Linked DNA regions of Homo sapiens: region 2 is linked to region 1. A link is a contact called in ENCODE Hi-C or POLR2A ChIA-PET data. All regions are on one chromosome and are shown on one strand. The core of a region is the stretch at or near the end of the contact, and the rest is flanking DNA. Distances in the headings are between cores, read along the strand shown. Region 1 holds the start of APELA (apelin receptor early endogenous ligand). Region 2 holds the start of GK3 (glycerol kinase 3).

Region 1 (2,998 bases), core at 243-2,742:
ATATTGATCTCTTATTGATTTAACATTCAACTTTGTTAGCATGCTGTTTTCCTGAATGCTGTACTAAGAAGACTGGGGCGGGAAATGGGGAGGGATTTAAAAATCTGAATAAACTCTTTGCCATTCTTAAGTCACTTGTATATCATGAGTTCAAACTCTATTGTATTCCATTGATTTTATGAAGCAATGGACAGCATGGTAAAGTAGGACCCTTTAACACTATGCTTGCAGTCCCCAAACAGGTCAATATATTCTCAAGACTTCAATAAAGTGAATTTAAGAATTTTTGTATGCCATCGCCTATTATAAACTTCATGCCTAACTAGACAGGCAGGGAAATTTACAGATTGACTTATAAAATCAAGACAAATTGTGCATTAAATTCAAACCTCAGGAAGCCCCAAGGTTATGTACCAACTACCTGAGTCTAAAGAAGCCAAATACAACAAAATTCCTAATGGTTCAAAACAAATTACACATGCTTTAGAGCTAGTACTTTGGCTGTACTTGTGTTTCAAGGCATACCTATACTATTCTTTTGGCATTTTGCATTTTACCTAAAATATGTTCGATATGGATGTTATAAATGGAATTTATTATACTTACATAATAAGTATAGTCATTTCCATTTATAACAGCTGTATCTGATATATAAGGGAGCACTTGAAACAAAAAGAGATCTTGGTGCATGTGTGTAAAAGACAAGGCTAGACTGTTTTTGTGTTTTCTGAATTCACTGGGAGATGAACTAAGACTTGTTTTCTCCATCTCCAATTTCTGTGACTGTGGTATGTTAGCCTGGTATTCCACCACATATAAATTTTTAACCGAACACAGATTTCATGAGTTTGTGGCTTGCCTGAACTTCCTTTTTTAAAATCCTGGACATTTGCAGATGAAAATAATCTGTTACTTTTAAAACTGCACTTTACAAAATATTAATATAAATGTATATGTTTTGCAGATTTATTTCAAAACATTCTAAATTCCAAAAATCTTTACTGTTACAAACCCAGTGAATTAGGCAATTTGGAGAGTTCGTGTAAACAGGCACTACTTTGCAGTAAGTTTGGTAAAGATAAAGCATTTCAGCACATGTTCTGCCACAAAGCATTTGGGACTCTTATGTTAGAGCTTCAGAATTCCTTCTGAAAAAGACAAAAGAGAGACTTCCTGTCATTTCCACTGGTTTCTGCATGTGGGACCAATATGGGCAAAGTTTAAACAGATGCAAATGGTAAGGGGAGGAGGCAGTGTCACGTCTTGTTTTACGTATTTCTTCATATCCAGATTGAATTTAAGTCATTCTCTTCTTGGAGCTTTTGGAGTACACTTCCACTAAAGTTATAGCATGCTTGAATGGTTTATTTCACCAATATTTGCTTATGGAAATAAAGGGGAGTGGCCGAGGAGAAAGGAGAAGAGGAGTGGAGGAGGGGTTTGAGGCTGAGGGAGGCTCTGACCACAGCACAGAGCACCGGCAACTTTGTCTAATGTGATCATTAACCTTCCTGCAAAACACAGCTGGCAGTTCTCTGAGGTTTGTCACTAGAATGTGAAGACAGCCACACAGATATTGCACAGACTATTTACAGATCGTTTGGTTTACATTGAGAGTCATTGCTCTACTTTTGTGCGGTAGGAAAATGAGATTTCAGCAATTCCTTTTTGCATTTTTTATTTTTATTATGAGTCTTCTCCTTATCAGCGGACAGAGACCAGGTAGGCCTTTGATACATTTGTACAAGTAACTTGTTTTGCCTGTTTGCATCCCTGGGTCTCTGAGCATGATTGTGTTTATCTGAAAACCACTTAGGTGTGCTTGCAGTTAGTAGTATTGGGGATAAATGTGTAGGATTTTGAAAGTATGCTATCTATCCTGTTGGGTCTATTATTTCAATATTTTAAAAACATCTGGACTTTGAAATGATAAGTATTTTACCACTATTTTTCCTAAATGCCAAGAAAATAGATCTCTAAGCTATTGCAGATTATGTTGTCTTTACAAGTAAAATGAAACAGAAGTGTTCGTCTATTCATTATAAAGGTAAATAAATGTATAGATTTTTAGGTAAAATGCAAACTCCAAAGCAGTTTATTTAAAAAGTATGTTGCTGCCCAGAGTAGGGGCTGAATTAACATACAAAAAGCATAATGCAACAAAATGCAGATTAAATCTTAAAACAGGTCAATAGCTGTCATTTCTAATTATGTAACTAGGCATGTCACTTAAAACAAATAAGTGCAGTTTTTATTATTATGCTTATACAGCTAAAAAGCATCAAAAATATGTATGATAAAGATACATAATATTAATTTACTTGACATGTTTTCAAAGATGATATCAAGTATATTGTACTTAACCAACAGAAATTTAGTACACAAAAGTATTCTAATGTACTTTTACTTCAAAACCAAACAGCTAAGATTTCAAAGAACCAGTAAGTTTGAAAAAAAAAAGAAAGAAAAGAGAGAAAAGAAGAGAGAAAGAAAGAAAGAAAGAAACAGAAAAAAGAAAGAAAGAAAGAAAGAAAGAAATTAGAAAGTTAAAGTTTTCTGAACCACAAACCCAACTTTAAATAAAAAGGTGGTAATATTTACATCCAAATATGTTAAATTATTCACTTGATAATATACTTCTTCAGTTAGAACAGAAAACGATGCATCACTTGTTAAAAATTCAGACTTTGCTTTTTAGTGAATTAGAAGTTTGATCACTGTGAGTTTATTTCGAATGATGTCCCCTGGTCTGTGCTTTTACATAAGTAAGAAAAAAGTTCCAATTCAGCAACTCTGAGAAAGCAGCTTGATCCCTTCTCATTGTTTACAGCAGTCACTATTCAAACCATTTATACTTTTCAGAAATACACAGTAGCTTTGACAATGTTCTTACAAAATATTTGTGATTAATTTACTACATAAAATAAAAGGTCTAGGAGCATTTAGGAAAAAATCATTCAAAAGGAGGAGGATATTACTATTAAGATGTTGCTATGTT
Region 2 (2,848 bases), core at 76-2,575, 400 kb after region 1:
GCAAATGACTGAGTGGAATTCCACAGTCTCGATTCATGGCATCCAAAATCTCTCGAGTTTGGAAACAAACAGCTTCTAATGCAGCAAAAGCAATATGGCATTTATTCGTGAATTGAGTGAGTCCACAGATTATCCCTCTTGCGCTGGGCTCCCAATAAGGTGCATATAACCCCGAAAATGCTGGGACGAAGTAGCAGCCATAAGAAGTACCTACTTCTTTAGCAAGTTTTTCAATTTCTTCTGAGGTCTTTATAATTCCAAGATTGTCTCTTAGCCAGCGAATAACAGCACCAGCTATAGCTACAGAACCTTCCAAAGCGTAATATACCGGTTTGTCTCTGCCAAGTTTGTAAGCCACTGTGGTGAGAAGGCCATGATCAGAAAATACACACTTATGGCCTGTATTACATAGTAAGAAACATCCTGTTCCATACGTATTTTTGGCTTGTCCAATCTGGAAGCACATTTGTCCCACCAGTGCAGCAGACTGGTCCCCTAAACACCCAGATATTGGCACACCTTCCAAGGCCCCCGCTTTCATTAGGCCATAGATCTCAGAAGAACTCCGAACATGTGGAAGAATTTCCATTGGAATTCCAAAAAATTCACAGAGTTGTTTATCCCATTCCAAAGAATGAATGTTGAAAAGCATAGTCCTACTTGCATTTGTTACATCTGTACAGTGGACACCTCCATTGACGCCTCCTGTCAAACTCCAAATAAGCCATGAATCAATAGTCCCAAAAAGAGCTCGTTTTTCTTCAACGGCCTTTTGAACTTTTCTCACATTGTCGAGGAGCCAGCGAAGTTTCACTGCACTGAAGTAAGTGCTAAGTGGAAGGCCTGTCTTGGACTTGACAAAGTTATTATTTCCTGGAATTCTTTTACTAAGACTCTCAACGGTAGACTGTGTTCTTAGATCAAGCCACACCACAGCATTGTAGAGAGGCTCTCCAGTTATCTTGTCCCAGACTACGGTGGTTTCCCTCTGGTTGCTGACACCAATAGCTTTTATGTTGGAAATACCAATATTGAGCTGTCCAAGTTTCTCACATGTTTTCTCTATACACTCATAGACAGAATGTAGAATTTCCTTAGGGTCCTGTTCCACCCATCCTTCTCTTGGGAACTCTTGTTTTATTTCCACTTGATGATGACTAAGTAGTTCAGCTGTTCTTGAATTGAAAACCAAAAAGCGCGTGGAACTGGTGCCTTGGTCCACTGCCCCCACCAATGGCCCCAAAACTGCCTTCTTTGAGGCTGCCATGAAACCAGCTTCAGGTCCGCCCGCGTTTGCGGCCGGTTTCCTGGGTGACGGCGGCGGGAGGGGGAGGGGAGGGTGACGAGTCCAAAGAGCGAGGCCGCGCGAGTCCGCTGAACTAGCCTCACTTCTTTACTGGCTGGCTAGCAGGCTACTGCGTTCTCTCTGCAGCTCATTTTCTGTCTTGGCCTCCAGGCATACATCTGTCTTTAACACTGAGATTATCTTTCCCTGCGTATTTTGTTTCTCCTGCCATAAACGCCTTCAGAATCTATACTGTTGGCTCACGTGAGACTCCTTCATAGCTCCCTGTGACTATCATCTTCCCCCCACAAACCCATTCATCACCTTAGACTGCAGTTCCAGGGTCTGTTGGACCTTTCTGGTATTTAGAACTCTGGGGTCCCTACCTTGGTTCGGACTAGATGTGTGCCTTCTCATTCTCTTGTATTTCTTCATAAATCTGTGCTCTTTGGCCCTTGTTCTTCCAGCCAACTCTTGGCCGTTCAGCCTAGACCCAGTAGTCAGTCATTTCAAAGCTATCCTCTTTATGTGCCTGGCATTGCCCACACTGTTGTGGGTGATAGATAATAGGCTCAGTACAATTTAACCCTTGCTTATAATCTAACTTTATAGTCCAGTAACAATAAACTCACACCCTAATTAAGTATATTTGGAATATGCATTATTCTCTGTAAGACCAGTTTTTATAACAGTTTCTTCTACAGAAAATTTCTTCAATCATTTGCCCACCTTTCTGTAATTTAGGCTAGGAATCACTGCTTGGAATAAACATCGGTTAGAATAAGCTCATGATTTGAATGCCACCCTCTTGAAAGAAATTGTGTTGAGTGAGTGGTTTTAATAATCGTATTGCTAGCCTTAGCCATGGGATATGCATGCCAAAGAATAGATGCTGATTATTCAAGGGTCTATTGCAGTGTTAATTTACTGATACAGAAGATTCTTCCTTTGGAGAACTGTGAAAGCACTTGATACACAGCACTTTTTAGCTGAAGTCATGCCAACTCAAATGATGCTTCTTAAAAGAGTTAATTATTTGTATATTCATGCATTCATTATGGTCCTCTTTATTCCTTAGTAAACTACATGCAGTCTCTGCTATGCCTTGTTGACAGGAATTTTTTCTAGCTTACATGAGTTAACTGTTTTCAGGTTTCATTAAAACTGCCTTATGTTAATAGAACTTCTGGAGACATACATGGTTTTTTTCTCCTAAAGATTAATAGTGTTGAAAGTCAAAGAATCACAGAGTATTAATGTTATAGGAAATCTTAGCAGTTATCTAGTCTAACACTTTCATTTTATTAATTAGGAAAATGAAGACCAGAGATATTTCTGTTTTCCCAAAAACACTTTGTCTGTTAGGGATGAGCTGCTTGTGGATCTCAGAGACTATTGTTATTCATACTTTTGCCCTCACTATTCAAATGGGACTTTGCATTGAGTATAGAGGAATTGTGGAGACCCATCATGGCATTTTAATTTTGTTCAAAAAGGTGCTTGGTGTTTAGAAATCAAATACAAAGGGTACTTTGTACCTTATTACAGGATACAAAACAGAAC

Evidence for each region. A loop is a pair of places that touch in the nucleus more often than their neighbours do. ChIA-PET counts read pairs that join two places held with the same protein, here RNA polymerase II (POLR2A). Pooled maps may share reads with other maps.
Region 2: a map with no recorded cell type shows a loop between it and region 1 (2.8-fold over the local background). The contact joins the promoter of GK3 here to the promoter of APELA in region 1. A Hi-C loop is called at or near these places in 1 of 37 single-sample maps with no recorded cell type and 1 of 50 pooled maps. POLR2A ChIA-PET finds 5 or more read pairs at or near these places in 1 of 52 experiments (activated T-cell).

Annotation. Positions count from the first base shown.
Region 1 is chr4:164,875,686-164,878,683 of GRCh38, forward strand. APELA (apelin receptor early endogenous ligand) reads left to right here and starts at 1,493. Exons shown (of 3, transcript NM_001297550.2): 1 at 1,493-1,722. The coding sequence starts at 1,647.
Region 2 is chr4:165,278,379-165,281,226 of GRCh38, forward strand. GK3 (glycerol kinase 3) reads right to left here and starts at 1,326. Exons shown (of 1, transcript NM_001395953.1): 1 at 1-1,326. The coding sequence starts at 1,267. All of the region lies in intron 5 of KLHL2 (kelch like family member 2), which reads left to right. RefSeq lists an enhancer at 1,709-2,210.